Linked DNA regions of Homo sapiens: region 1 is linked to region 2. The links are chromatin loops, found by intact Hi-C in ENCODE. Cell type or tissue: GM12878. All regions are shown on one strand. Each heading gives the region's core, and the rest is flanking DNA. Links, peaks and the distances in the headings are about the cores only. Region 1 has its middle 85 kb from the start of TOP3B. Region 2 has its middle 110 kb from the start of VPREB1.

The links. A loop is a pair of places that touch in the nucleus more often than their neighbours do. Peaks named below come from ENCODE experiments on the same cell type or tissue, not always from the same donor. Only the 100,000 strongest peaks of a DNase experiment are listed, where the experiment ranks them.
Region 1: a loop joins it to region 2, with 4 times the contacts of the local background. A loop is called at or near these places in 4 of 110 quality-filtered maps.

Annotation. Positions count from the first base shown.
Region 1 is chr22:22,059,878-22,075,768 of GRCh38, forward strand. It overlaps IGL, the pseudogene IGLVV-66, the pseudogene IGLVIV-65 and the pseudogene IGLVIV-64. Among named protein-coding and RNA genes, the nearest start is that of TOP3B, 85 kb to the left of the region's middle. In GM12878, for the core only: no CTCF peak of the experiment used is centred there; a DNase peak (open chromatin) is centred at 9,949; H3K27ac peaks cover 385 bases.
Region 2 is chr22:22,127,077-22,142,967 of GRCh38, forward strand. It overlaps IGL. Among named protein-coding and RNA genes, the nearest start is that of VPREB1, 110 kb to the right of the region's middle. RefSeq lists a silencer at 883-1,398. In GM12878, for the core only: no CTCF peak of the experiment used is centred there; no DNase peak of the experiment used is centred there.

The DNA.
Region 1 (15,891 bases), core at 5,037-13,036, 66 kb before region 2:
TAGGGGTGCTCAGTGTTTAAAATAAAACTTCAGAGAGTAGAGTCTGAGTGTAAACCCTTCAATTCCATTTAATCTCTACAAATGTATATAATGTCAAAACATAGTTATGTCATATATTTACACATGTGCACACAAATCTATTAATACATGTTCATAAGTTCACACATATGCTTTATGTTATACATATATGCATTTATACATCAACTGATGTTATTATAATCATAGTTTTACAGACTCAATTTTCCTTTGGGTTTTTCCACATTTCCCCACTTTCTTTAACACTTATTTCTTGAAAATTTTGGTGGCTGCTTACTGAGATTTTACTAAAAAAGAGCTTCAGAATTTCATTTAGAGTAGATCTTGTGGCAAATTCTATTTTTTTGATCTGAAAAAATGGTATTTTTTCTCTTTTTTATTTTTAAAACTTATCTTGAAGCATAATATGTAAAGTGAAATTTGCAGATCTTAATTGTAAATTTCAGTGTGCTTTTTATGAACACATATACTCATGTGCCCCATGCGTACTCACAACATTTCCATTGCTGCAGAATTAAAACATTTTGTTCTAGTCAATGAAATTATTCCATTACAGAATAGATATGTGTACCACATAGAATGTGTACCTGAGACACACTTCCCCTGGGGACTCCTTATAAAGTGCGGTGAATTGTGTGTCTTTTTTCCCATTGAGGAGGCCAGTGTGGAAAACTAAAGACTGAGATGATGTAGAAAACTGCCCTGAGAGGGAACCTCACTCTGCCCTGAGGTAGGGAGCCAGCACTGGTCAAGGCCCCGGTGGAGGATGGCAACTCTGTTGGGTCCACCTGGCCTCTGGTCACAGGCACGATGGACCTGGGCCTGGGCAGCAGGGGGCGCTGTGGGGCTGGCACTTAGAGTCTGTGGGGCTCTTAGCTGGGAAATGATACCTGGCCCTGGCCTCTGCCTAGGGCTCACTGGGGCCAGCAGCTGGGTCCTCTCTGGGCCCTTTGGGAGCCTCAGTCCAGGTACATCCCAGGCCTACTCTTCCCAGAAATGACCCAGCCACTGGGACTGCACACGGGCCCAGGGAGGGGCACGCTTGGGCAGGGGAAGAGGAGCACATTTGCATGAAAGGCCCATCTCTCTCCTCTAAGGCTAGAGGGTGAACACGAGAGACCTGCCGCGTGGCTTCCTCTGCAGAGATCCGGGGAGTCTGCACCATGGCCTTGACCCCACTCCTCCTCCTCATTGTCCTCCTTCACTGCACAGTCCAGGACAGCACAAAGCATCCTGATCCCCCAGCTCACTGACACCACCTCCCAACTCATGCCAGAACTGTCCTTCCCTGTTCTGCTTTATTCAGTGTATAATGGCTGTCTGTGTTTTCGGGATCCCTCTGGCAGCCCGTGCCGACTCAGTCGACCTCTGCATCTGCCTCCCTGGGAGCCCTGGCCAAGCTCGCCCACACTCAGCAGTCAGCATAGCAGCTATGCCATTGAATGCTTTCGGCAGCAGCCAGGGAAGGCCCATCAGTACCTGATGCAGCTTAAGAGTGATGGAAGCCACACCAAGGGGGCTGGGATTCCCAGTCACTAGTTCTCAGTCTCCAGGACTGGAGCTGACCACTATAGTGTCATTTCTACAATCCCGTCTGAGGATGGAGCTGACTATATCTGTGGTACAGATTGTAGCATTGGTGTGCCGTTTGGGTAAAGCACAGATAAATGGGGAAATGAGACAAAAACTGTTTTTCTACTCTGCTACCAAGGTTGAAAAATGGCTCTCAGAACCAGTGTCTGCTGACCTGCATACTCAAATATGTTATGTGTGTGTGTGTGTGAATGCGTGTGTGTGTGTACTTTAATTTTACGAGTAGAGAGCCAGATATTTTCTGATTCCTGCTTCAAGTTCCCTTGGAAACAGCTTTTTAGGCCAGGCCTCTAGGGAGTGCACTCTGATCTGTAACTATTGCGCAAATATTACAACAGAGCCTGTCTCCTCCTGCTGGTCTGGTGTATTGTGGCTATATAGGGGGGTGCAAAGAAATTCTCCTTTTCATATTCAGACACTGGGACTCAGCTGCATACCTCAGTCCTGTCTTATTGAGATCATTTAAATGATCAATCTTAGAAGAAAACTTCTGACTTAAATAAATTTTAGAAGTCTATCAACATGCTAGAAAGCATATTCCAGATAAATAAAAATAGAATAAAGATTTATAGAGATTGAGATGAAAAGCTTTAAACCCTTTGGGGGTTTCTGAAGGTATTCTCAGGTGTTCAGTGCCTGGGATTTGGGAGTAAGGGATAAGGAGGAGAACTTATTTCCAACACACTGAAGATGACAACAGATAAGCAGAAAGTTACCAAAGAAGGAGGAATAGAAATAGCCATGAATATCATCCTGGTAACCCTGATCTGGAATGAAGGATTTCATTTATTTACTTATTTATTTATTTATTTTCAAAATAAGTACATCTCATGGAGTCCTTGGCAAAAGCTGAAGGAAGTATTGCTTCAGGAAATATCTGTCCAGTAATTAGGAAACTACTAATGTGATTGAGCAGAGACTTCATTAACTTCACATGCAAAGAATACAGACTTGCAGAACCCTCCTGGAAAACCATGAAACAATACATCATCAACAATAACAACTATAGCAAAAACAGCAACAACATCAACCAAAACGCTTTACAAAAAAGTTCTAATTTCCAGAACTGTCACATTATATTATTTAAAATTTCCATTTGTCAAAGCAAAATAATGAGGTAGGTTCAAGACACAGGAACATATTGCCATATATAACGGAAAATAACAAAGAAAAAAACATTAAAAAAACAAAAAAATTAAAAGTTGACAAAAACTATTTTCAAAGAGGCAGAAACACTGGTCTTATTTGACCAATACTTCAACTCCATTATTTCTCCATTTGCTCAAAGAAATTTTAAAAATGTAAAAATGTTCAAAAAAGCATGAAAAGAATGTATCTCCAAATAAAGAATATTAATAAAAGATATAAAAGAAAGAGTCATTGAAATAAACATAGATTAATTGATATTATCCTATTACAGGAATAGAATGAAATAAGGGTGGAAAAATACGCAGGACCTAAAGACCCTCTTGACACCATCAAGTGTACCAATATACACATAATGAAAGGCCCAGAAGGGTAAGAGTGAGGAAAAGAAACAGAATAATGTAATTGAAAAATGGTAACCAAAACTTTCCCAAATTTGACAAAAAGAAACATACTCAATCCCTAAAAAGTTCAATAAACCTTAATCAGCATTAATCGGAACTCATAGATATAAAACTTATGGAAAGCGTCATGGTGGGATAAAGCTTACTAAGTTCTAAAAAGTCAAATAGACAAAGACGGTTACACCAAAAGTGTGTCAATTTCTGTTTCCTGCCATGATGCAATAGATGGAGTTCTTACACCATAAACAACACTTTAAGACATAATCGAGTGCATGTAATGACTATTTCCAGACAGTGAATATTGGCCAACAGGGATAACTTGATTATGTAACCTCAGAGAAAGGACCCTAACACGCAAATGAGCACTGCAGTGGACACGGATTTCTTTTTCTTCACTTTTTTTTTTTCGAGTTAGGGTCCTGCTCTGTCGCCCAGGCTGGAGTACAGTGATGTGATCTCCGCTCACTGCAAACTCTGCCTCCCAGGTTCAAGCAATTCTCCTGACTCAGCCTCCCGAATAGCTGAGATTATAGGCACTCACCACCATGCCCAGCTAATTTTTTTGTCCTTTTAGTAGAGAGGGGGTTTCGCCATGTTGGTCAGGCTGGTCTTAAACTCCTGACTGATCTGCCCACCTCGGCCTCCCAAAGTGCTGGGATTACAGGTGTGAGCCACTGCACCCAGCCAACACAGATTTTTTTTTTTTAATTATACTTTAAGTTTTAGGGTACATGTGCACAACCTGCAGGTCTATTACATATGTATACATGTGCCATGTTGATGTGCTGCACCCATTAACTCGTCATTTAACATTAAGTATATCTTTTTTTTTTTTTTTTAGACGGAGTCTCGCTCTGTTGCCCAGGCTGGAGTGCACTGGCTCTATCTCGGCTCACTGCAAGCTCCGCCTCCCGGGTTCACGTCATTCTCCCGCCTCAGCCTCCCGAGTAGCTGGGACTACAGGAGCCTGCCACCACACCTGGCTGATTTTTTGTATTTTTTTAGTAGAGACGGGGTTTCACTGTGTTAACCAGGATGGTCTCAATTTCCTGACCTCGTGATCCGCCCGCCTCGGCCTCCCAAAGTGCTGGGATTACAGGCGTGAGCCACCGCGCCTGGACCACAGATTTTTTTTTGGAGACAATTTTTGGCCCAGAAGGAGGTGGTGACCAAGATAATCGTGAGCTTTTTACACAGCTCAGAACACACAGATGAGAAGTCAGAAAAACATAGATGGCTGAGACTTTCAGAGCAAGACACCGAAAAGCAGGCAGCTACACAGAGCAAGGTCCCTGCGCTCTGCATGAGGCCCCTTTGGATTTGGTTGGGCAAAACATGACACCTTGCAGGGGGCTCTAATTTAATGAATAGGCCTTCCCCTACTGGGAACTAAGATTCATATTTTTTCTCTCTGTCCTGTTTTTTCACCACTGTATCTACAAACCCTAGGACTCAGCCTAGCGCAAACAGCCAATTAATACCATGTTTGTTGAACGAATATGTGAATTCACCTAAATAGAATTCTCAGTAAGAGAAAAAGATCTGAGGAAAATAAAGTGATTTTTACTGCTTTATGTGTATTTTGAGTTTGGGTTGTGAATTGATTCAAGGGGATATATTAAATTAGAATGTTGACTTCTGTGTTTAGAGAACAAGAGAGGAATATGAACTTGAGTGCTGGAAAGGTGACCAGCAGGATGGACTGGGTCCCATGGGTTTGTGCAGAGACCATGGAAAAGGATGAGCCTCCAGTTACTAAGTAATTGAACAAGATATATTTTAGGTAAACACTTATTTTATAATCACCTGTTGGAATGGGTGATAACTGTAGATGTGACTGTTATTCATTGACTCTCTGAAAAAATTATTTATTCAAGGCAAGAAAGATTGGAGAATAGTTTTATCTTGAAACACTTTTCATAAACATGACATATTCTTGCTAAAGCAGATACCATATTCATCTCCAAGCTGGAAGGGTTATCTCATCTTCCCAAACATGCACCCCTTATAGTATATTTTATCTGCTTTTATGGCATGTCCACTTTCTTGGTCACAGACATTGTAAGCCTCAGAGTTTAATTTGTTTCTCTACTGTATACGTATGGCACCTCCAGTTGGTCACTGAAGCTGGAGATTGAAATCCTCTACATCCCCCAGATCTGTCCTCTGGCTCTATGGCGCTGTCCTGTTCCATCAGACCTACATTGCCCTTCCTTGTGTGAACCCTAACCTAAGTCCAATCTCTACTCCATGAAAGCTGTCTGTAACAGAAGCCTGGCACCTCTTTCTCCTTTTTATGAAATAAATATCTATTTCTATAGATAGATCTAGATCTAGACATTAATAGCTCCAAATCTGTAGAGGACAAAGTGCCTAGTTCTCAGGTGATAACCAACCCACATCTTCTGTCCTGGAATATCCAGCCCCAGATATCACCCCATTTTCTCCTCCCTGTCTCGCTAAATATATATTCACCCACCAAGCCACTGGGTTTGTAGTAATTTGTCACAACAAGAACAGAAAAATATGTGGAAAAGAATGGAAGAGGAGTGTTGCTGTTAAAAAAAATACTTAAAATATGGAAATAGTTTTGGAAGCAGACAAGAGATAGAGTTTGGCAGAATTTTGGAAAGCATGTTAGAAAAATCCTAGATTGCTTTGAGCATGGTGTTAATGCAGATATGGTTGCTAAAGACTTGGCTGGGATGGGCTCAGTAGGAAGTCAGAAGCATGGTAGCGAAAAAGCTACATTTTCTTTCTTTTTTTTCTTTCTTTTTTTTTTTTTGAGACAGGGTCTTGCTGTGTTGCCCAGGCTGCATTGCAGTGGTACAATCTTGGCTCACTGCAGCCTCCACCTCCTGGGTTCAAGCGATTTTTGTGCCTCAGCCTCCCAAGTAGCTGGGACTACAGGTGTGCGCCACCATGCCCGGCTAAGGTTCGTAATTTTAGTAGAGATGGGGTTTCACCATGTTGTCCAGGCTAGTCTCCAACTCCTGACTTCAAATGATCTGCCTGCCTCAGCCTCCCAAAGTGCTGGGATTACAGGCATCAGCCACTGTGCCTGGTCTAGTTACATTTTTCTTAGCAAATACCTAATTATACATCTACAGACTGGAAGTAGAAATACAGCCAGTACCAGCACTTTGGGAGACCAAGGAGGGCAGATCATAAGGTCAGGAGATCGAGACCATCCTGGCCAACATGGTGAAAACTTGTCTCTACCAAAATACAAAAAAATTTAGCCAGGTGTGGTGGTGCATGCCTGCAGTCCAAGCTACTCAGGAGGCTGAGGCAGGGGAATCACTTGAACCTGGGAGGTGGGGGTTGCAGTAAGTCCAGACAGATCACACCACTGCCCTCCAGCCTGGTGACAGAGTGAGACTCCATCTCAAAAAAAAAAAAAAAAAAAAAGAAAGAAAGAAAAGAAGATAAAAGAAATACATCCAGTAAAGGAGCTCCTGGTGCACTGATGGGAGTTCACAGGGAATTAAGAGCGCTCTTTTGACTTTTGTGGGAAAACCGGAGGAAAGGGGATCATTGTTTTTTGGTGGAAAACAGGTTGGCTGGATTGTTTCATGCAATTGTATGGAAAGCAGAACAGGTGAGCAGCAAACTTGGATATTTAGCTGAGAATATTTCCAAGCAAAGTATTAAAAGTATAACCTCATTCATTCTTGCTGCTTACAGTAAAATTTTGTGATAAAAAATGTGAAGTAAGGGAGGAAGTCTTAAATGGAAAGAAACTAGGGCATGATAATTGAGGAGATTACTAGCATATTTCACCAATTACTTGCTCATTCCCTCTTTTCTGGGAGACCCTAAAAGTAACTCATCATTTACTGTTTTCCATCCGCTTCCTTCCTTGTCTAGAATATGGGCCTGGACCCTCCACAAGATGCGTAGAGAAGTCAGAAGGCCTTGTCCTGTGCAAGCATTCAAGCATCCACTCCTCGCACTAATATTTCTAGACAGCAAACTGGTGATCCTTGCTCACCTGAAACATACATACGGGTTGGAGGAAGACAGAACCTAACACACCTTACCTGTGTGATGTTCAGGGCTGGCCTCTAACTTCTGAGAGCTTCATTTCACTCCACTTCCTACAAGGATTGCTCATGCCCTCCTTCACTTGTGGTGAAGTTCAAACAATACATTAGATTTGACATCTTTGCCAAGAGCTGTAGAGTGCAAGGTGCTCACCCAGAGCTACATCTTCCAGCAGATGAGGCTCACAGTTAAATCACTGCTATGGTGTCCGTCAACTCAGGCACTGTTGTGCCTTTTCACAGAGCATCGCCTGTTAACTGCTTCACCCACCCACTGTGGGAGTCCAGGTAGGAGGACAATGCCTCCCCACTAGCTGGCTCCTCTCTGGTTGTACCTGTGGGTCACACATGCAGGTGACGGTTTGTACTACCTCCTACCTGGCTGTACTCCCCAAAGCCAGGGCTGACACCCCTCACTGCACTTCCATTCCATCCCATCAGTCACAGGAGGCAGCTATTGGCTCATTACCCTTTGCAAGGAGTTCAAGGGTAGAAGTGGCCCATTTATAAGAATATTTATATGGACTATCTTGTATATCCTGTGAATCATGATACTGTTAAATCAACTCTAATACATCATGTTTATGTCCACTGAAATGATGATGATAAAAGGAAAAGTGATATCTGGACACGCAGACTGAAAAAGATCCCAAAGATTCTGCACACAAGGCCCCTATTCTCTGGGGACATGTGGGAATTCAATGGTCTTGCTGACATATAGAGTTTGCTTCACTCTGTGTCAATCTGAGGCATTTGTGACCTCAGAGTTGTGTTTTCTAAGAATTTACCATGTGTGGCAGCTGGACTTCAAGTTATACCTAAATATCTCTGTCTCCTAGCACTCACATCCCTGTACATATTGAAAAGGGATCACTAGTACAATTGATAGGATATTGAGAAAATGACTGATGCCAGGCCATAATACACTTTGAGTTTTGCGTTCTGCTCTCTCAGATCACTTGCTTTGGGGAAAGCCAGTTGCCATTTGTGAGGACACTCAAGTAGTCCCACAGGGAGTTTCATGCAGCAAGAAGCTGAGGCCTCCTGCCACCAGCTTTGTGGCTCAGTGAAACTGTAAGTTGATTCTATTGCCTTGGTAAAGTCTTCTCATGGCTTTAGTTCCCCCCACTGAAATCCTATTTTCAACCTCATGAGCCTATCTGAGCCAGAGCCACCTTGCTAAACTGCTCCCAGGTTTCTGACCCACAGAAACTGTGGGATTGCACATCTTTGCAGTTGCTAAGTTTTGTAGTATTTGATGTGAAGTAATTGAAACTGGATGCATCGAGAGAGGGGAATGGAGGTGGCAGAGTGGGTGGAATTAGGCCTGGAGGTCTGCTTTCAGTGAGATGTGATGGGACCATGGCAGACACCTCCCTGTTTCTGATTCCAGTGGATTGCTTACTGGGCCTGGCCTTTTTCTTATACTCCATGACTTCATTGTTAATACCCTACAGGAATTCTGTATGCGCTATGTCTTATCCATCTTCCTTGGGTAAATATTTAAATATAAATGAATCAAAACACATGGGCCACTTTCTAATCTTGATTGTTCAAAACTGAATTCCTCAAATTGAGGGGTATGATTTTCTTTATTGTCCTTGGTGCTCGTCTGCCAGTGTCTATCAATGGTAGAATCATGTAAACAGTCCCCTCCCCTATTTTGTTTCACTCTCTGAGGACGAGAGAGAAGTCTTGGCCTTCAACAGAAAATGGTCAAACTAGAAAGAGTAACACTTTTGAGCTCCTCAGTGAATGTGGCCTTGGAAAACCCCTTCACCTGGGCAGCAAAGGAAGAGGGAGAAAGACAGAGCCTGAACTGGTAGGAAGTCCTACCTCAAAAACATCAGTCAGTCCTCACATGGATGGCCAGGGCATTAAGGAGAACTAATTAAGTTAATTTCACATTCTCCATGACAAATGCTGTTGTCATCAGTAGGGACCTCTCCTCTCTTTTTCCATCCTCCTACCTGTTCTCACTGTCCCTGACTTACCCACAGTGAACTTTATGTTTTCACCTTTTATATCCCTATGCCTGGTCCTCTGCTGGCCTGTGCTGATCTTTTCATAAATATTTTTGAAATGAGAAGACGCATTTTCTTAAGTACCATGAAAGTCGACATCACATCCATCTTTCAGGGTCCTGCTCCCAGACTCTTCTGACTTATCTGTTCACTGTGCTGGGTTGGCAGGGAAAAGTCATCTGCAGCAGAAAAAGTGACAAAATGGAGATACATAGTGTGTCTTGGCCAAAAATCAGCCAACAGATGAGAGAGATCTAGGATTGTGAGAAGTTCTGCCGTTCCCCAGCACCTCACACTATTTGATGTCTCAATGTTTGTACATATCACTATATTTTCTAGAAGATGCACTACATCTAGAAATAGTGTTTGCTTTGTTTGTCCCCAAGCAGGACCCCACTCTCCACTCAGAGCCAGTTCACAGTTGCCTTCTTCCCTGGCCCCTGTGGAAGGAGCTGCTCAGGTGTTTGCTCCCAGAGCCCTCCGCATTTTCCCCTTACTGCGGCCTCCTCACAATGAACAATTGTCATGTTTTTCATTTCTCCTGTTCCTGTTATTCTAGAAATCCCTCAATCAAAAAGGATGGTTATGAATATAAGTTACCTGAGACAGAGCAGGGGTGTGGTCCATGGATGCTGTGACCTGACAGAGACCCAGCACTCAGGCCAACTCCACTCACATGATTCTGACTGAAAGACTGAAGTGTGCAGCAGGGGGAAATCTGGGTCTTTCCAAGCTCTGAACAGTGGTGCCCACATATCTGTTATCCCTGGGCAATGGAGCCTGCACTCACTGAGGAAGATACCACAGCTGTGTCTTCTCTGGGCTGGGTAGAGTCTCCTACTCACAGGTCTGTGGAAGGTGCAGGAGCTGCTTCCTCACTTACTCCTCCCGTGGGACAAACGCTGAATCTCACCCACCAACCCACCATATCTAAAGAATCATGCTCAGACTTCAGCTCTTCCTAGGGTGGAACAAAGATTACCAGGAGGATACACAAATTTGTGTGGACAGATCCTCCCTTTTCAGGCCACTGGAGAAGATAAAAGAGGCCTGAGTTAAGCAGCTTCCTCTGTGGGGCCACAGGAGGCGGTGTCCACCATGGCCTGGACCCCTCTGCTCCTCATGTTCCTCTCTCATTGCTCAGGTGAGAACTGGTTTTAGGTGTCTAGGGTTAGCTCCTTAGCTTGCGTCAGCCTCTCTGGCTCAGATCCCCAAGACATGTATCTCTAGTTCCTGCCCCAGCCCCCATGAGTGTCTGTGCTTGCAGGTTCCCTCTCCCAGCCTGTGCTGACTCAGATGACCTCACTCTCTGCATCTCCAGGAGCATGAGCCAGACTTACCTGCACCCTGAGCAGTGGCTTCAGAGTTGGTAACTTTGCAATATAGTGGTCAGCTGAAGCCAGGCAGCCGTCCCAGGTGTCTCCTGAGATACTACTCAGACTCAAATATCACTCAGCACCCTGGGGTTCCCATCCACTTCTCTGGATCCAATGATACATTAGCCAATGCAGGGATTCTGTACATTCCTGGGCTGAAGCCTGAGGGTGAGGCTATTACTGTTGTACGTGTCACAGCAGCTCCAAGTCAGCACTCCAGACCCACTGGGAGGTTACAAAAACCTCTTCTCTGATCTCCTGGCCTGGTGTAGTCACTCCTGCTGGTGGCTCTAATAAAGTCTATCTCACTGGGTGACTTATATTTTAGATCTTCAACCAGCACCTGATTCTTTTTTTCAGACAAGTAGATCTGAAAATGTGACTTTATTTTCTTCAATTCCACTTTCATATTGATTCATGCTCATACCTTCTCATTTCTTTCTGGTTTTCACAGGCAGAAATCCCTTGCTCAGAGACAAAAATTCTCTAAATTGAGACTTTGGAGGAGACCAAAAGAGAGTGGTTCGGGCCATGCCCGGCTCAGAGTCTAGGAGTGACTCAGAGATGCTTCTGGTCCCAGAGCTTCAATCTAGGCATTGGATACAATACCAGCATTCACAATGGAATTGTATTCTCTATATTAGCAACAAACCATCACAGATTTTGAAATAAAAAGAATATAATTTATAATAACATCAATATAAAATATTTAAGGGTAAATATTAAAAAATGGAAAGTCTTAAACTGAAAACTATAAAACGTTGAGAGTCATTACAAAAAAACCTTAAAATAACTGATATTCCTTGTTTGTAGTTGGAAAACTCAATGTGATTATAATTTTTATAATGACAATTCTTTCCAAAGTTATCTAAGGAATCATTGTAAGGTCTTCAGTAAAAATAGGTTTGCAGGGAATGAGGAGATAAAAAAATCTCAACAAAGAAATGAAAACTGTAACAGAAAACATCAATGAAACAACAGACCTGGGATAATCCTTCTCAGCTGCCATGGGATCTAACTGTATTTAAGAAAGGGGTGAGTAGGAAGGCGGCTGCCAAATCCAGGAACACAGATGTCATTTTGAGTGACCAAGGTGAGCCAAGGGAGGACAGCTTTAGTCAGAAGAGCATAGACCAGGAGCAGAACTCACATATCTGAAGCTGATGGGCAGAGTGTGGGTGCAATAGGCCTGGCATTGGGTGCTGCTGAGCTGAAATTATGCTGTCACCTGCAGTGCGCCCCTGGGGTGACATGGTTCTGGTTGTTCTTCACCCCAGGGAAGGACACTGTGACCTGTTATCTGTTGGAGGATGAGGACTCAGAAAGCTCTTTATAAGAGAGGGCACCAGTGTGATATGAGGGTCCCTGATTGTCTTTCCAAAGGTTGGAAATTGAACCCGCATCTTTCATTTTTGTGTAGAGAACCCAAGATCCTTTTCTACATAATCAAGGGTTATTTCCAATAGCTGCCTTGGCCTGTCTCAGAAAGAGTGTGGGTTTGTCTTACAGCAATGGTGCCCACTATTTATGGGAACGTCTTGTATACCCTGATCTATGCTTTCAGGTCTTTGACATCTCAGGTTTTTGGCCTACCTAATACTAGCCATACGTCTGGGTACTGTGATCTACCTCCTACTACACATATAAATGCCCATCTCAGCCTCATCTCTCCTTGGGATATAAATGTGTGCAAGGGATTTGAAGCAGCTCTGCCTTCTTTTTGGGTCCTAAGGATCAGGGTTATGGGTGTCTCCATCCTTCCCTGGGTCTTCTCCTCCTCACTGTCCTGAAACATGACCCAGACACAGGCTCCTGAGGCTCCTGCAGGCCTTCTTCCCTGCTTTTGCCAACTGCAGGTGGACCCTGCCCTGTGCTCACAGGTCTTTGTATCTCTCCCTGCTGGTCAATTGCCCTGCAGGGGCTTTTCTTATTTCTCCATTATGAGAATTCCTTTGTTTTTGGAGGAAATAATTTTTATCTAATTTTTGATTTACTTATCATAATCCTAGAATTTGTATAAAAACTCCTGTTTTTGCATAATGAAACAGTTGCTATCTCATGCCATTTTATTCAAAGTCATGTGCTTCTGTTCACTTACTGGTTAGAACTGTTGTTTAATCATTGACAAATATTTATCGAACACCCACTCTGCGCCATGTTCTCCTATGTCAGGTGCTGGGTATACATTGATGAATGAAACAGACTCTATCCTTATGGAACTTGTGTCTAGTGAGCTTAGAAGTAAATTTTGTGAGTGCTAGGATGGAGAGTCAAGCTAAGGACTCTTAGTTCTGCCAGCATTTAACATGTTGTTCTTATACATTTTAAGAATAAATTACTCCAGAAGAATCTTTTTTTTTTGTTTTGTTTTGTTTTGTTTTGGTGAAGAGTATCCACATAGACACACATAGCAAAGACCTTATAGAATGCATCAGAGATAAACAAAATAAAATGTAATGTTTCCCAGAGCTGGATGTAGTTTCTGGTTTGATTTATTTTAATGACACACAGAAGAAATCACTTTATAATGAAGTAAAATTCCACACTACAGAAACAGAGTAAAAATACTTTCTTGAAAAAAATGCCAAACCTACCTTTAATCCCAAGGAAAGAGAATTGCTTGAATAGATCTGTTAGTATGAAACACATAATAGACAACCTGCTGTGTAAAATTACTTGGAAGTCATATTTTAGAAGGTTTTAAACATTCTTAATATACTCTGTTTTTGATATTACGTCTTATATTTTTCTCTGTGGTGGAAATTTATTTCTAAGAAATAAGAAAGGATATTAGAATGGCAAAAAATATTTGTATAAATGTGTTAACATTTTAATGGTAACTATATATGAATAAAATAAAAACATTGTTAAAAATTTATTGGAATGAATAATAAAATTATCAAGTTTATAATTAATAAAATCAAGTATATTTCTTCTTATGCAATTTAAAAATAGTGCAGAATGTTTATTATTCTGGTATCACTAAAAATGACAAACTTCATTCATATCTATAGAAAAATAATTATAAAATTCAGCAAGTAATACAGGAGATAATTTGAACAAATATTGAAACATTTTCTTACTTAAAGACACTAGGTAAAAATTTCAGCAATGAGTAGAGAGGTTATCAAGGCGCATTTTATTATTGATGATTGATATATGTTTTTTCTCTCGAGAAAGTGCACAGGTGGGTATCAGCAGAGGAGACAGTATAGGCTCCCCAGATGTCAAAGCAGGGATGCGCCAATACCCATCAGTCATCATCATAAAAGACAGACTGTGCCTTCCTGTGTCAGGCTCTGTGCCAGGAGCTGTGTGCCCCACGTTCCCTTCCAGGGTCCTGCCTGAAGTCTGTGCTCACTCAGCCAGCCCCATCATCTGGAAGTAACAGTCCCCTCCTCCTGCACTGGAATAAGCAGAAGATTTGGGTGGACAGTGTGGCCTGGCCCCATCAGCTCCCAGGAGAAGCTCTCTGTCTCTCTCTCATCCTGCATGCCAGTTAATGACGATAAAACCCACCTAACCAACCCATCTACAACACTCAGCTTCATCCCTATCTCTCTCTCACACTCCATCAAGGGACACAGTCATCCCATGGGTTTTTTCCCCTGGCATCTCTCACTTTCTTCCTCTTCCAGATCCCTGGGATCAGCTATCACCCCACCCGACACCCCTTCTCCTGCTTGGCTGCCTTCAGGCTCTTTGTTGAGCCTGACACCAAAGGATGTCTTTCTAAAGTGTCAGTTTCATCTATTCTGCCCCCAGTTCACAACCTGAAACAACCTCCGATAGTGAATCAAGCCAAGCCCCTCACTCTAAAGCACAGAGACATGCCATGAATTCCTAAGGGGATGACAGAATACATCATTGATGAGAAGATTGAACAAGTGAAGTGTGAGTGGCAAGTCAGGTGAGGACATTTGAATCCAATCTGGCATTTAAAATGTCTCTTCATTTCCAAAGTCCTATCTCTCCCTAGTAATGTTGTTTGACTGCTAGTCCCAGAGCAGGACCCCACATCCCAGTGACAGCCAAGTCACAGTCGCCTCCTTCCCTGGTCCCTGTGGAAAGAGCTGCTCAGGGCTTTGCTCCCAGAGCCCTCTGCATTCCCAACTTCCTGCAGCCTCCTTTCATTGGATGGGGGTGATAGTTTGCACATGCCTTTCTAGTAATCCAAGAAAAACTTACTGAAAAAGTCTGTTTGTTCATGTCAGTAATCAGGGGCATGACCAGGGCATGGCCCATAAATGCCTCTGGACTGATACTCACCAGGCTCCCAGGCCAACACCACATACATGATTTCCACTGAGAGAATGCAGTCTGGACAGAGAGCAGCAGGGTACACTGTAGGTCTGCCCAGTGGGCATCCACAGCTGTGCCAACCCCTCCCACCCCACAAATTCCTCAGGGCTGGGCAGTGGACCCTGCCCTCACTGAGCCTGACTCAGCAGCTCTGTCCTCCCTGGGTGTGGTCCCAGCACCCACTTCCTCCCAGGTCTGGCCTGCCAGACTCCCCCCTCCACCAGACCCTAGGACTTGAATAAATACATAGGGTAAGGTAGAGGCAGGCAATGTGGGGGACACATTTGGGTCCATAACTCCTCCTCTGTGAGGTCAGTGGAGGGGATAAGAGGCCTGAGGCAGCCCACTACGGCTGTGGACCTCAGGAGGACTGTGTTGACCATGGCCTGGGCCCCTCTCCTGCTGTTTCTCTCTCAATTCTCAGGTAGGCACAGGCCTCCCATGTCCAGGGCATGTCCCTCAGGCTTCACCAGTCCCCTCTGGCTAAAATCTTACAGCAACTTTATGCTGGTAGGTGGCCCAACTCCCATGTGCATCTGTGTCTGCAGGTTCCCTCTCCCAGCCTGTGCTGACTCAGCCGCCCTCCCTCTCTGCACCTCCGGATCAGCCAGACTCTCCTGCACCCTGAGCAGTGGCTTCAGTGCTGATTTCTACTGGATATACTGGTACCAGCATAAACCAGGGAGCCTCCCCAGTATCTCCTGAGCCACTACCAAAATTCACTTCATGACCAGGGCTCCGGGGTCCCCAGGCACTTCTCTGGATTAATGGAAGGCCGGTCCAATAAAGGGCTCTTGCTCATATCTGATCTCCAGTCTGAGGATGAGGCTTACTATTACTGTATGATCGAGCACAGCAGAGCTTCTCATGCTGACACACACAGGTGGGGAAGTGGGACAAAATCTCAGCCTGCTCAGAGTCTTGTTCTCTGATGAAATTTAGATCTTAAAATAACTTATATCAC
Region 2 (15,891 bases), core at 3,647-11,646:
TATTTTTCTGCCACAGTTTTCAAGAGCATTGTCATTTGCATGAGCAAACCTTGTTCACCACATCTTTGCAACAGGGAAGGGAAGGGGAGGATCATATGTACAATGTTTTAAGGCAAAAAAATTCACAACCAAAAGCAAGGCTTTATTAACTTTCACCTTCGAGAAGCTGCAGTGTTGAGCCCTGTTTTATTCCTAGTATTACTGCCTTTGATACGAACTCTTAAGTGATCACTTTAGAAGTTAATGCATTTTATTGACTGCTTTCAAGAAACAGTCTATATTGTATCATGCATGTTTTTCAAGCCCGCAGAATTGTATAAGGCCTATATATACATAGGGCCTATAATTTTGACACTTTTTAATGATTTATAAGGTTACGATCATGTAAAATCCTGTTGACACGTGAGAATATGCCTAAGTACCGCTAGATAGCTTATTTTGAAGAGATAGTTATTTTGAAGAGATAGAAATTGGTTGCAGTTTGTTAGGTGTATTTGTCAATGCATTGCCTCAATGCTTTAAAGCATATAGAAGTTTGAATATGCTTTAATCTCATGTAGTCCTTTGTTTATAGGGTGTTTAATATTTTTAAAGACTAAAGATGTCACAGCCCCCTTTAAGGTTCAGTAATATTAAGATTGGAGATTTATAGGGTTAGAATCCAACAAATTCAGAGGAAAATTGTTAAATTATATAGCTGTAGAGCAGGAAATGAAACCCAGGTTCTAAGCTCTAAGGGGACCATGAGCTGCCATACCAAGTGCATCAGTGACTGGGCATAGAGTTGGCAGAATTACAGGATGGTTAAGAGAGTGAGCTGTAGAGCCTCACTCTATGTGAACATGAATTTTATATAAGTATGTATGTATTTATTTATTTTGAGATGGAGTCTCACTCTGTCGCCCAGGCTGGAGTGCAGTGGTGTGATCTTGGCTCACTGCAACCTCTGTCTCCCAGATTCAAGCAATTCTCCTACCTCAGCGTCCCCAGTAGCTGGGATTACAGGTGCACACCACCATGTCTGGCTAATTTTTGTGTTTTTAGTAGAGTTGGGGTTTCACCATGTTGGCCAGGCTGTTCTCGAATTCCTGACCTCGTGATCCACCCACTTCAGCCTCCCAAAGTGCTGGGATTACAGGCAGCCACTATGCCCGGCTGTGAACATGAATTTTTAAACTGCATGGTGCTTTGGGTCCCAGCTTCTCCATCTGTACAATGGGGACAGTACTAAGGTTTTCTTTTTCTTCTCAGTTGACTGAATTATTTCCATAGTCTGTCTGTCTTGCCACTCTTGTTACCCACACGAAAGGACCTAAGGTAATTTCTGACAGCCTGGGACTCCTTGTGCAAAACAGAAGGTGCCACAGACCTCATTTTAGGAGAAACCTTTGTTTTCCTCTTGGAACCCCAAGAACTGTAAGCAGACAGGTCCATCTCAAAATCCAAGGCTCTGCTCTGTTTTGCTTTGCTTTACCTGACTTTTTTTTTGATTTGGGTGGGCATCAAAAATTAGTAGGGGAGAGCTAAAGAAAGTTGTGGATATGAACATGTATTTATGGTAAGGTAAGTTATGAAGGAGAGAAATCTTAGGATCTTGTATGGCAAATTCTTGCACTAAAGTAGATAATGACTAATTAGGAAAGCAGGAAATATAGGACAAGTCAGAAAGTCATAAGATGGGAGAGAAAAGCTTACGCCTGGTAGATCCTCTCCTGTCTAGAAGTGTCGTATGTGTGATGTTTATATGAAGGAGCTCTAATTAATTGGATTAAAAGATAATGAAAGCTCTAAAATTGTCAGAAAAATAGAAGCTCTAATGCCTTTTATTTCACGTGACTTCAGCAATCTTTGGGAAATGAGAGTTTTAAAATTATTGGTGGTAAAAAGTCTTCAAAAAGTAGACATTTGGTCTAAATTAAGTCAGAGGTTAAATTGGCTAAGTGCTTTAATGTCATAAACTGCTTCTTTGACTTTGGAAAATTGTTCAGTTTACCTAATTTGGAACTGTTAGATTTCTAGGTAAGGCCTGGGGAGAGGTGGAGTTAGCCATGTCTCCTAGCTATGCTGGAAGAGTTAGACTTTATCTGCAGTTCTGTCATGTATCCTGGACTCTGCACCTGGTATGTAATTGAAACTGCTTACATTGAAAAGAAAAATTATGTGTTTTTGGTTTTAAAAGGGGTGGGAATATGGTTTTTTCCAAAAAGTGAGTTTTGGCAAATTTAGAAAGTTTAAGAATTATTTTTAGTTGTAAGAAAATAAAGTTTAAGCAAGTTATAGAAGGTTTATGAAAATTAACTTTGTAAAGAATTGTGTGTGTGAGCAAGTTGACTAAAGGGACAGTAATGTTAGATGTAATAAATGCAGGTACCCTTCCACTTTATCTTCTGTTTCTTAGGTTATAAATATTCACTACCTACGTTTCTAAAAACTCTTTCACTGTAATATTAACACATAACTCCATTCTCCTTGTATTGCCTGCTTTTTCATAGTATCCTGAAATTGCATTAGTAGATTTAGATTCAGAAGATGGTGGGGAAGCATCTTATGAGTGTTTTAAGTAAATTTAAGGCAAAGGGTTTTCTGTACATGGGTGGTTATCACAGCATCACTTGTTGCAGCAAAACACTGGGTAACAACAATGTTTATCAATGAGAAATTGTTCGGATAAATGATGATTTGTGCCTTGCGAGGCTCAACTATTCAAAAGCACCCTCTTTTCCTCACTTGCTTTACCTTTGGTTCTGGGCCTGGAGCCTTTCAGAGGTTACTCAGGACAGTGGACTCCTGTTTCCTGTGACTAATCTGGACAGCGGCTTCCTATTTCATTCTTCAGCATCTTCCAAAAATTTCTGAAGATAATTTCTTCCTTTGTGACCACCCATACTCTTGGTTTACTTTGCAGTTAACAATTTCATGCCTTCACTGGATTATCTGTGTGAAGGTGTGGGGTGTATGTGTTCATACTCTGGAGGGAGCAGAGGAAAATAGCCACAGCCAAAGGAGTAATCTTGCACTAAATACTCATTATAAGAATGTTGATACGTTCATAGATGGTAAATCTGTCAGTAATTTTTACTTGTATGATTCTTGGTTAAGACTGCACTCACTGGTGATAAGCGTGCTGAAGGGATCATAGGTGCTATACTTATGTGTGGGAATTGCATTCAAACCACCAATGCCTGTCTACTCAAGTTTTGTTGCCTTTTGATTAAAAACTCTTGGGAATGTTTCCCTGGCATGCAAATATGGGAACTGCAGTTTGATTCTAGGTAGAAACTCTTTGGTAGTTGAAATGCCATAATAAGAGACACAGCTGTCAATGGGCAACAATTCACTGTTGGTAAGGAATTTACAGTGCTACTTGCCATATTCTTCTTTATCCAGACTTTGTGCCAAGAAAATGAAATTCTTTTTAAAAATTTTTTTCTAGAGTAATCCTACAATATTGCTGTTATCAAGCCTGATGCTGTAATTAGTAGAAAATGTCTAGAAATTAAAAGAAAAGTAGTATTTTCCAACTATGGTTAAATTAATTGCAAAATAACTTCCTCTTAATTGTCAGATTGGAGACAAGCTTATTAAGAGTGAAATAAAACATAATGTGTTGCTGGTGCTAGGTACCTCTAAAGCCTTTGAGCACTTTCTTCTTTATAAAGGCTCAATCTACTCATGTGTCCTGTAAATAATCCTGCTCTACCAGCATCCTATGTAAATTTTAAAAATTATAGTTCATATATTAGATTGTAACAAATGTTGTTCTTCTTTAATTATATGCAATGCAATCTTGTTATAGACTCACATTAGCTTGCCTTATTCCCTGTATGTTTGCTGTAAAATGTATAGTCCTTTTCAATATATGATAGCTTAAAGATGGACTTAATATTTTGTTTTAGAACCAAAATCTTTTATCTTATATACAGGAAAATTACATTGGAATTCAGAGATCAGCAAACATTTCCTGTAAAGGATGAAATAGTAACTATTTTCAGGTTTGCTCAGCATGTGGTCTCTGACAACTAAACTCTGAAGTCATACCAAGGCAGCATCAGTAATGTTTAAATGAGTGAATGGCGCTGTGTTCCAATAAACTTTATTTACAGAAACAAGTGGTGGGCCACATTTTGACTGCAGGGTATAGTTTGTGGACCCCTGAACAATGGCTTTTTCTGAAACAACACAATTGAATTGAGATTTGAAAGAATGTTGAGGCAGCATTGTTTGTCTGGGGTAATACCTGAGGTTTGTCATCTCACACCAGGGAAATCAGGGATGTGGACACACAAGAAGTGAGTTCAAGAGTGGATGATTAATAGGTGAAAGAAAGAGAAAAGAGAACAGCTCTCTCTCCTGCAGAAAGAGAGAGGGGCACCTGAGTGGGTCTTCCGGTTTTGTGGTGAAAAGCACAAGGTTTTATAAAGGAGCTTGAGGAGGTGGTGTCTTGATTTACACAGGGCTCTAGAGACTGGTTGGACCAGGTGTGAACGTTTGCATAGCACAGGGAGAAGCTGGCCATTGCACCCTAATCTTTTATTATGCAGATGGGTTCTTTACCTTACCAGGACCATATTGTCTGTTCCTTACTGTACCTGTGGTTGACAGAGAAAAGGGAAGATGGAGCCACCATGTTGAACATGCCTGGCCCACAGGTAGCCTTTTCCTATTGGCACAGCTGCTGGCATTCCTATGAGAGCTTATCAATGTCTGCAGCCCAATTTTACAAGATGCTCTTTGTTAGAAAATAAATGATATGGGTTTTTTTTTTCATTAGTAGGAAAACTTTACACTAGGACTTCCTTACTTTCAGTATCTGCCTAAATAATTTCTTTTTAATTCCTACATCAATGTTGCATGTGCAATAGAGAAGGTGACATGTAGGGAGCTGTGTCAGCAGGGGTTGCATATTTCTTGATGAGCATCCCATGATGCATTCTTCTTCACTTGTGGCAACATTAGCATTAACTAATCTACAGTAAAGTAGATGGGTCCACAGGTCATGGGACATACACTAGCTCTGCCAATTACATGTTGATTTAAATAATATCATTCTCTAAGGACAGCTTTTTTTCCCCCAGATCCTGGTATGTATGTGGAGTTGGGGAGAGACACCAAACTGTACCCCATTTCCTCATACATTGCTTATACTTTTAGAAGTGTTTGAAAGATAATATCACATACTAGTAGTTTACTGTTTCTTATTCAAGTTAGTTTTAATAGTCGCTAGGGTGAATGTTTTCAAAATTGTATAGATATTCGGGTTGAGGCAATACTATAAATTATGAGTTCATCTCAGTTTTTTTGTGCTAGCGTAATGACATTTCGGAGACATAATGCATATGTGCAAAATACTTCACCTCTCTGGAAAACAGTAAAGGGCTACATAATAGGACAGACAAAAATAAAGGCTTGGCGTAATGGCTCACACCTATGATCCCAGCACTTTGGGAGGACAAGGCGGGTGGATTGCTTGAGCTCAACAGTTCAAGACCAGCATGGGCAACATGGCGAAACCCATGTTTACAAAAACGATAAAAATAAGCCGGGCGTGGTGGCATGTGTTTGCAGTCTGAGATACTTGGGGGACTGAGGCAGGAGAATCGCTTGAGCCTGGGAGGTCAAGGGTATAGTGAGCCGAGATCGTGCCACTGCACTCCATCCAGCCTGGATAACAGAGTGAGACCCTGTCTCAAAATAAGTAAAAATTTATAAAACAAAGAATGTTTCTAACTGTAATAAAGGAGAAGTGATCAAGCTTAAGTGTAGCTTAGATTTAATCTTTGATTTCCGGGTACTATATTACTTAAAAATATGATTTGGATATTTAGAAGTTGTTCAAATTAGAAACTCAGGAGTGGGGTCACTGGTCACTAAGGTGCTGAATATTTTTAATACCTTAGTGGATATGTAATCAACAAAGCCAACGGAACCAATAGAGCATTTGCTTTCATAAGAATTTAAGTGTTGCTGGGTACTCTTAAATCGAGCTCACATTATTGGTGTCATTTAATATAATTACTGAATTTCTTTGAACCCAGTTTCCACTTTTTAAAAATTATTTAGCTCATTAGGCTGAAAACTTCTCTTTGTTACATTTTATTACACTTCAGTGTAATATGTGTAAGATGTACATTGCTTCTCTCTAGAAAGGTGAGACAAGTTGAAGCAGGGTTGGGGGTGGGTGCTTCCAGTTCATAGGTAAATAGGAGACAAACGGTTGCATTCTTTTGAGTTTCTGATTATCCTTTCACTGAATACACAATTTACATGCAAGATGCCATAGAGGAATAGTCACTTATGCCTGAGTCTGGCTTAGTGAATCTGCATTTTTACATAAAAAACTGGGCAGAGAAAGCCAATCAGATACACATTTGTCTCAGGTGAGGAGAGGGATGACTTTGGGTTCTGTCCTTTGTCCCCCACCTGTAAAGATAATCTATCAATTGCCAATTTATATTGCCAGGGTCAAATTCAACAGAACTGTTTTAGTGTAAAGATCTTGAGGCCCACAAGAAATTTCCTTTCTGACAAATTATGAGGGAGGTATATAGCTTTCGAAATCTTTGTAGTTATTTTTTTATTTTATTATTTGGGTTTTTTTTTTCTTTATTGACAAATAATTGTATATACTCACAGGGACATAGTGATGTTTCAATACAGAAAAGTTATAGTGAGCAGAGCAGGATAATTTCATATCCTTTGTTAAAGGAAAATAAATCTCCGGGACACCCCACTAAGCCAAATAATAGTTATCTTATTTAGAAATAAAATGGGAGGCAGGTTTGTTTGATGGAGTTCCTAGCTGAGGTGGGAGAATTGCTTGAACCTGGGAGGCCGAGGTTGCAGTGAGCCGAGATCGCGCCATTGCACTCCAGCCTGGGCAACAAGAGCGAAACTCTGTCTCAAACAAACAAAGACTATAGAAAAGCTATTTGTGAAAATGCTTTTTGATGTGCTGTTTTATGTCACAGAATGCAACCTGTGTTTTGATTCAGCAAGTTCAAAACACTCTTTTTGTGGAATCTAAGAATTGATTATTTTGATCCTATTGAGCTTTCATAAGAAAATATGAATATCCAGTTGTAAAAACTAGAAATAAGCTATAAGCTATCTGTGGAATGCTTTGTGAGGTGCTGTTTTATATCATAAAATTGAACTTGTGTTTTGATTGAACAAGTTGAAATTACTCATTTTGTAGAATCTAAGAAGTAACGTTTTGGAACTTCTTGAGCCCTTATTAAAAAATAGAAATATTCAGTCCTAAAAACTAGAAACAAGCCATCCGTGCAAATGCATTGTGATGTTCTGTTTTGTATCATAAAGTTGAACCTGTGTGTTGATTAAACAGGTTCTGAACACTTTTTTTTGTAGAATTTATGAAGTGGCATTTCTGAGCCTATTGAGCCCTTATACAAACATACAGTTTTAAAAGCTAGAAACAAGCTATCTGTCAAAATGCTTTGGGATGTGCTATTTTATGTCACGGAATGAAACCTGTGTTTTAATTCAATAGGTTCAACACATTCTTTTGGTAGAATCTGAGAAGTGACATTCCCAAACCTCTGAGGCCTTTAAAAGAAAATACGAATATTTTCCTCTAAAAACTAGAAACAAGCAATGCGTGGAAACGCTTTCTGATCTGTTAGTGTCACAGATTGGAAACTTTGTTTTGATTGAGCAAGTTCAACGCACTCTTTGTAGGATCTAAGTAGTGACATTTCCAAACCTATTGAGCCCTTATAAGAAAATATGAATATTTAGTCCTAACATGCTATCTGTGAAAATGCTTTTTTTTTTTTTTTTTGGCACAGAGTCTTGCTGTGTTGCCAAGCTGGAGTGCAGTGGTGTGATCTCGGCTCACTGCAACTTCTGCCTCCTGGGTTCAAGCAAGTCTCCTACGTTAGCCTCCCTAGCAGCTGGGACTACAGGCGTGCACCACCACGCCCAGCTAATTTTTGTATTTTTAGTAGAGATGTGGTTTCACCATGTTGGCCAGGATGGTCTTGATCTGTTGACCTCGTGATCCGCCTGCCTCAGCCTCCCAAAGTGCTGGGATTACAGACGTGAGCCACCATGCCTGACTGAAAATACTTTTTGCTATGCTGTTTCATAACACAGAATTAAACCTGTGTTTTTGTGAGACAGGTTCCAAACACTCTTTTTGTAGAATCTAAAAAAGTGATGTATCCAAACCTTTTGAGCCATAATAAGAAAACATGAATATTTAGCCCTAACTGCTGGAAACAAGCTATCTGTCAACACACTTTGTGATGTGATGCTTTATATCACAGAAATGAACTTATGTTTTGATGAAACAGATTCAAAACACTATTGTAGAATCTTAAGAAGTGACATTTCTGAGCCTATTGTGACCTTATAGGAACATACAAACATCCAGTCCTAAAGTCTACAAACAAGCTATCTTGGAAAACACTTTTTGACGTGCAGTTTTATAACACAGAATTGAACCTGCATTTTGATAAAAACACGTTCCCAACTCTCTTTTTGTAGAATCTAAGAAGTGACATTTCGAATCTATTGAGCATTTACAGTAACGTATGAATATCTTGTAATAAAAACTAGAAACAAGCTATCTGTAAAAACACTTTGTGATGTGCTATTTTATGTCACAGAATGGAACCTGTGTTTTGTTTCAGCAAGTTCTGAACTCTTTGTAGAATCTAAGAAGTGACGTTTTTGACCTTATTGAGCCCTTATAAGAAAATACAAATATCCAGCTATAAAAACTAGAAACAAGCTATCAGCGAAAACACTTTTTGCTGTTTCATATCACAAAATTGAACCTGTATACTGATTAAACAGTTTCCAAACACTTTTTTTGTAGACTCTTAAGAAGTGATGTTTCTAAGGCAGTGAGGCCTTATGGGAACATATACATAATCCAGTCCTAAAAACTAGAAACAAGCTATCTGTGATAACCATTTGTGATATGCTGTTTTATGTCAGAGAATGGTACCTGTGTTTTGATTCAACAACTGTGAGACACTCTTTTTGTATAATCTAAGAAGTGATGTCACCAAACCTATTGAGTTTTATAAAAAATATGAATAACCCTAAAAACGAGAAACAAGCTATCTGTCGAAAATGCTTTGTGATGTATTTTTTTATATCAAATAATGGAACCAGAGTTTTGATGAAACAGCTTCCAAACACTCTTTCTGTAGAATCTAAGAAGTGACATTTCCAAGTCAATTGAGTTCTTACAAAAAAAATGCAAAATCCAGTCCCAAAAAACTAGAAACAAGCTACCTGTAAAAATGCTTTGGGACATGCAGTTTTATGTCACAGAACGGTTCCTGTGTTGATTCAACAAGTTCAAAACACTCTTGATGTAGAATCTAAGAAGTGCTGTTTCCAAACCTATTGAACTTTTATTAAAAAAGTAAAAATATCCATCCCCAAAAACTAGAAACAAGTTATCTCTGAAGATGCTTTGTGACGTGATGTTTTATGTCACAAAATGGAAACTACGTTTTGATTTAGCAAGTTCTAAACACTTTTTCTAGAATATAAAAAGTGACATTTCTGAGCTTATTGAGCTCTTAGACGAACATACAAGTATCCACTCCTAAAAATGAGAAGAAAAACCTATCTCTGAAAATGCAATGTTATGTGCTATTTTACATCACAGAATGAATTTTCAAACACTCTTTCTGTAGAATCTAAGAAGTGAAATTTCCAAACCTGTTAAGCCCTTATAGGAACATATGGATATTCAGTCTTAAAAACTAGAAACAAGCTATATGTGAAAATGCATTGTGAAGTGCTGTTTTATGTCACAGACTGGTCCCTGTGTTTTGATTCACCAAAGTTGAAACACTCTTTTGGTAGAATGTAAGAAGTGATGTTTCCAAACCTATTGAGCTTCTATAAGAAAATATGAATATCCAGCCCTAAAAACTAGAAATAAGATATCTGTGAAAACACTTTGTGATGTGCTGTTTTATGTCACAGAATGGAACCTGTGTTTTGAGTTGACAAGTTCCAAACACTCTTTTTGTAGAATCTAACAAAGTGACATTTCCAATCTTACTGAGCCCTTATAGGAAGATGTGAATATCCAGTCCTAAAAATGAGAAAAAAAGCTATGAAATTGCATTGTGACATGTTGCTTTATGTCACAAAATGGAATCTTTGTTTTTATTCAACACTTTCAAAACTTTTTGTAGAATGTAAGAAGTGACATTTTCAAACCTATTGAGCCCTTATAAGAAAATGCAAATATTTAGTCATAAATATTAGAAGCTCTCTGTGAAAATGCTTTGTGATGTGCTGTTTTATATCACAGAATTGAACCTGCATTTTGATGAAACAGCTTCCACTCACTTTTTTATACAATCTAAAAGGTGACATTTCCTAGCCTCTTGAGCCCTTATTGGAGCATATGGATATCCTGTCTTAAGAACTAGAAACAAGCTAGCTGAGAACATGCTTTATGACATGCTGTTTTATGTAACAGAATGGAACCTGTGTTTTTAGTCAACAAGTTCCAGACACTCTTTTTGTAGAATCTTAGGAAGTGACATTTTCTATTTTTATTGAGCCCTTATAATAAAATATTAATATTTAGTCCTAAATATTAGGAAAAAACCTACCTGTGAAAACGCTTTGTGATGTGGTTTCATATCACAGAATTGAACCTGTGTTTTGACAAAGCAACTTTCAAACACTGTAGAATCTAAGAAGTGACATTACTGAGCCTATTGAGCTTTTATAGGAACATACAAATATCCAGTTCCAAAAACTAGAAACAAGCTCTTGGTGAAAACGCTTTGTGACATGCTGTTTTATGTCATAAAAATGGAACCTGCCTTTTGATGAAACAGCTTCCAAACAGGTTTTTTTTTAGAATCTAATAGTTGACATTTCTGGCCCTATTGAGCCCTTATAGAAACATATGAATATCCAGTTCTAAAAACTAGAAGCAAGCCATCTGTGAAAATGCTTTGTGATGTGCTGCTTTTTGTCACGGAATAATACATATGTTTTGATTCAACAAGTTCAAGACACTCTGTAGAATCTAAAAAGTGAAGTTTTTGAACCTATTGAGACTTGATTAAAAAATACGAATATTCAGCCCTAAAAGCTAGAAGCAAGCAATCTGTGAAAACACTTTGTGGTATGCTGTTGTATGTTATGGAATGGAACCTGCATTTTGATGAAACAGCTTCCAAAACACTTTTTTGTAGAATCTAAGAAGTGACATTTTGGAGCCTATTGAACCCTTACAGGAAAATACGAATATCCAATCCTAAAAACTACAAACAAGCTATCTGGTAAAACGCTTTCTGATATGCTGTTTTATGTCTCAGAATGGTACTGGGGTTTCAATTCAGCAAGTTTGAAACTTTCTTTTTATGGAATCTAAAAAGTGACATTTGAGAACCTATTGAGCCGTTATAAAAAATTCAAATATTAGCCATAAAAATTAGAAACAAGCTAGCTGTGAAAACGCTTTGTGGTGTGCTGTTTTATGTCAAAGAATAATACCTGTGTTTTGATTTGGCAAGTTCAAAGCACTTTTTTTTCTAGAACCTACGTAGTGACATTTACAAATCTGTTGATCTTTTATAAGAAAATATGAATATCCAGCCACAAAAACTAGGAAAAATCTGTGAAAATACTTTGTTATTTGCATTTTATGTCACAGAATGAAACCTGTGTTTTGATGAAACAACTTCCAAACCCTCTTTTTGTAAAATCTAACAGTGACACTTATGAGCCTATGGAGCCCTTATAGAAGCACTCAAATACCCAGTTTTAAAACTGGAAACTGTCTCAAAAACACTTTGTGAGGTGCTTTTTTATGTCACAGAATGAAACGTGTGTTTTGAGTTGAACAACACACAAGTTTCCAACACTCTTGAATCTAAGAAGTGACATTTTCAAACTTGAGCCCTTATAGAAACATACAAATATCCAGTCCTAAAAACAAGCAAAGGCTATCTGTGAAAATGCTTTGTGATATGCTGCTTTGTGTCATGGAATGGAATCTGTGTTTTGATTCAAGTTTGAAACACTCTGTAGAATCTAACAAGTGATGTTTTGAACCTATTGAGTCATTATAAGAAAATGCAAATATTTAGCCATAAAAATGAGAAACAAGCTTTTTGTGAAAATCCTTTGTGATGTGTTTTCTATCACAGAATTGAACCTTTGTTTTGTTGAAATAGTTTCTAAACATACTTATTGCAGAATCTATGAAGTTATATTTCTGAGCATTTGAGCCCTTATAGGTACACATGAATATCAGATTCTAAAAACTAGAAAGGAGCTATCTTTGAAAACTATTTGTGATGTGCTGTTTTATGTCACAAAATGATAACCATGTTTTGATTCAAAAAGTTTGAAACACTCTGTAGAATCTAAGAAGTGACATTTCTGAGCCTATTGAGCCCTTAGTAAAAAAACAAACAAAAAACGAATATCCACTCCTAAAAACCAGAAAAAAGCTATCTGGTAAAATGCTTTGTGTTGTGCTGTTTCATGTGACAGAATGGTGCCTGTGTTTTGATTAAACAAGTTTGAAACACTTTTTTTTTGTAGAATATAAGTAGTGATGTTTTAGAATGAATTGAGCCCTTATAAGAAAATGCAAATATTTAACCATAAAAATAAGAAACAAACAACCTGTGAAATCACTTTGTGATATCCTTTTTTTATGTCACAGAATGGTACCTGTGTTTTGATTTAACAAATTTGAAACACACTTTTTGTAGAATCTGAGATGTGACATTTACAAACCAATCTTAAGCCAGTTAGATACTCTGATGAGCCAGCTGTGTGTGTATGTGTGTATGTGTGTGTGATCTTTGATTATTAAAACTGAAAAAATAATCGTATATTCATGACTAGTAGACACAGTGTTTTAAAACTGATTCTGAAAGATTTGAGGGTTAGGCTTGTTTTAAAAACAATTGCATAGGTCCTGGAAACACCAAGAATTAGTGGCTTCTCATTCCTAGTCACATGAAAAATATTTTACTACTCTTGTGAATGGCCATAAATAATATGCAGAATTTTTTCTGTGTCCTAACCTTTTATATAATTGGTTCTACAGTGTACATCACTGTGTGCAACTTTGTTTTGTGTGCTCAGACTTACATTTTCCAGTTTTCTCCACTTTGATACAATTGGTCTGTGTTTCATACATTTTGTATTTTCTATAGCGTTCCTTTATATGACTCTACCACATTTTATTGAGTCTCCTCATGCTGACAGGTAAGTAGATGAATTAATAAATGAATGAATAAATAAAAATGAGAGCAAATTTCAAACAGGTGATTAATTTAGTGATTGTAACCATGGACTCAGCAGGTTAGAAATAAAAACTGAAAGATTTAGAATGCAAGCAGGCACATCATACCTTCTAATAGCCATTGGAACTATGACCCACAAACCATTAGCCTAGAATGATGGGACATATCTTGTCTCTAAAAAAAGGTCACTGTTCAGTTCTCAAAGAATGGATATAAAAATGGCAGATACCATTCCACATTATTCTACTTCCTTTAACCTCTACGCATAAAACTTGAGCTGCAGGGAATGTTACCTCCTGTTCTTAAAAAGACTTGTAGTTCAGTGAGGAACTCACTCCTTTCTTCATTCATGTGTTCAAATAATATAGGGAAATGAATGGAAAAGTGAAGAGAAGTTGAAGACTATTATGGGGATAGCACAGGATTAGTCAGCCTCATGGTATTATTGATCTGCCTTATTCCACAAATATTTACCAAGCACCTGCTACATGCAATTTGTATACTAGGTGCTGGGGATACAGGAGATAACAAAGTCCCTGCTGTCAATGAAAGGGGTCAGTCCTTTGATTCATCTTTAGTTAATTTTAAGCACACAACAACTATCTCAAACTTTCTTCACACTTTCCAAGCTCCCGATCCTTCATGCACTCTTGGTAGATGCCTGACCTTACCTCTTACCTTACTAGAACCTAAGACCACCTGGTATAAAATCCCTTAAGCACACTCAGATTTGCGTGATTTTACAATGATGTCTGTTCCCAAAGCATCCTCACTTCTCTTGGAGCTGAGGGTGAAGAGCTCCTCTTTCTTCCCATCCGTGATCTTGGAACATGTACGACTACACTTGTGACAGTAAATGCTTAATACAGGCAGAAGGTTTGTTCCTTATTTCCTCCCTGGGGCCTCCCTCCAGTGAATATCTCTTCTAGCATTGTCAGTTGTATCCAACAGAAAAGCAGAGATCTCTCCATTGGTCCAAAAACCTAAGATGGACTCTCACTGCTAAACTTCTCAAATGAAAATTCCTCCACTTTAGTCCTGATTACCACTCAAACACTGTTAGACTGGGCAGGTCACTACCCCTGCCTAGTTCTGTTTCCCCATCTACATAACAGAGAAATAATTGCGCCTTATCTATCCTACAGAAGTGTGAAGAGGTTTGATGTGACAGCAGTGAAAGCAATTTAAAAAGCACAGAGTGCTATACATAAGAAGACATTTTCATAATTATTCCGCTCTAACATGATATCTGTATTCATACGATCTCAAAGTACTTACCCAAGCATGGATTCTAACTCTTGTGTATGTAAGCAAAGGTGTAAGTCTGTCACCCTCCATGCAAATAGAATCTCCCCTCCCTTGGCCCCTGCATCTCACCATATACAGGAATTAACTCAAGATGAATCAAAGTTTTAAATGCAAGACCGCAAACTATGAAAATCCTTTAAGATAACCTAGGCCATACCCTTCTTGACAAAGGCTTTGGCAAAGCATGTGTATGTCTAAGTCCCTAAAAGCAATAGAAATAAAAACAATTATTGACAAGTGAGACCTAATACATGAAAGAGTGGCTGCACAGTAGAAGATATTACCAACAGAGTAAACAGACAGCCTTCACAATGGAAGCAAATGTTCCCAAACTACATCTGACAAAGGTCTAATATGTACGATCTACCTTAAGTCCTTAAATCAGATCAAAAAGTCCAATTAATGGTTAGAGACATGAATACACACTGCTGAAAAGATGTAACAGCCACCAGTAAACATGAAAACATGCTCAACCTCGTTAATAGAGAAATGCAAATCAAAAGCACACTGGTCAAAATGGTGATTATAACACAGTCCACAAGAACAGATACCAGCAGGACAGAGGAGGGCACTGGGGCAATTGATCATGATTCTTATGGATAGTCATTTAGTGTTATTAATGAATTTCATAACAAAATGATCACCATACAAAAAATACAAAATGTGTTTTCTTCCCTGAGAAAGGAAAATAAAAACTTGGAATGCCGATTCACTATGCCAAAAGGAAAAGTTAAGCTGAAAGCTGAGTCATGCAAGAAACTGCCTTTCTTTTTTTTTCCTGAGCAGACAGCTACTGATAAATAGTTAAATTTCTCCACAGGTAGCTACTCTATGTTCATCTCATCTTACTTAAAGTGCTGATTTACTGAGCAGGAGAAAAATATATAACTGACTATTCCTTTACCTGTTTGTTTTCTCTTGCAACATGTGGATTCAGCAACGTGACCATACTCTCCCTCTTTTCCCCGCAGCCTGCTTTTCTCTTCTAAACACTGAAACCCTAAAATATTTTTGGAGAAAGGCACAGACCTCTGTCGCCCAGCCATGTCTTTAACCTTGGAAGAAGAAACTTCTAAATTGATAAGAGATCTGTCTCAGACACTTTTTCGTTTACATCCCGTTATCTCAGAAAGCAAAACAGGCTTTGTTCCAACCCAAAGTAATTTGTGAATATTCAAGCGGTATCATTCTGATGTAAAATTTACATAAATTCTTGGGTTTACCAAAATGCAAATGGGCAAGCAGATCACTATTTACAGATAATGGCCTAAAAAATGGTAAGAGTAAATGCTGTGGAGCTAAATGT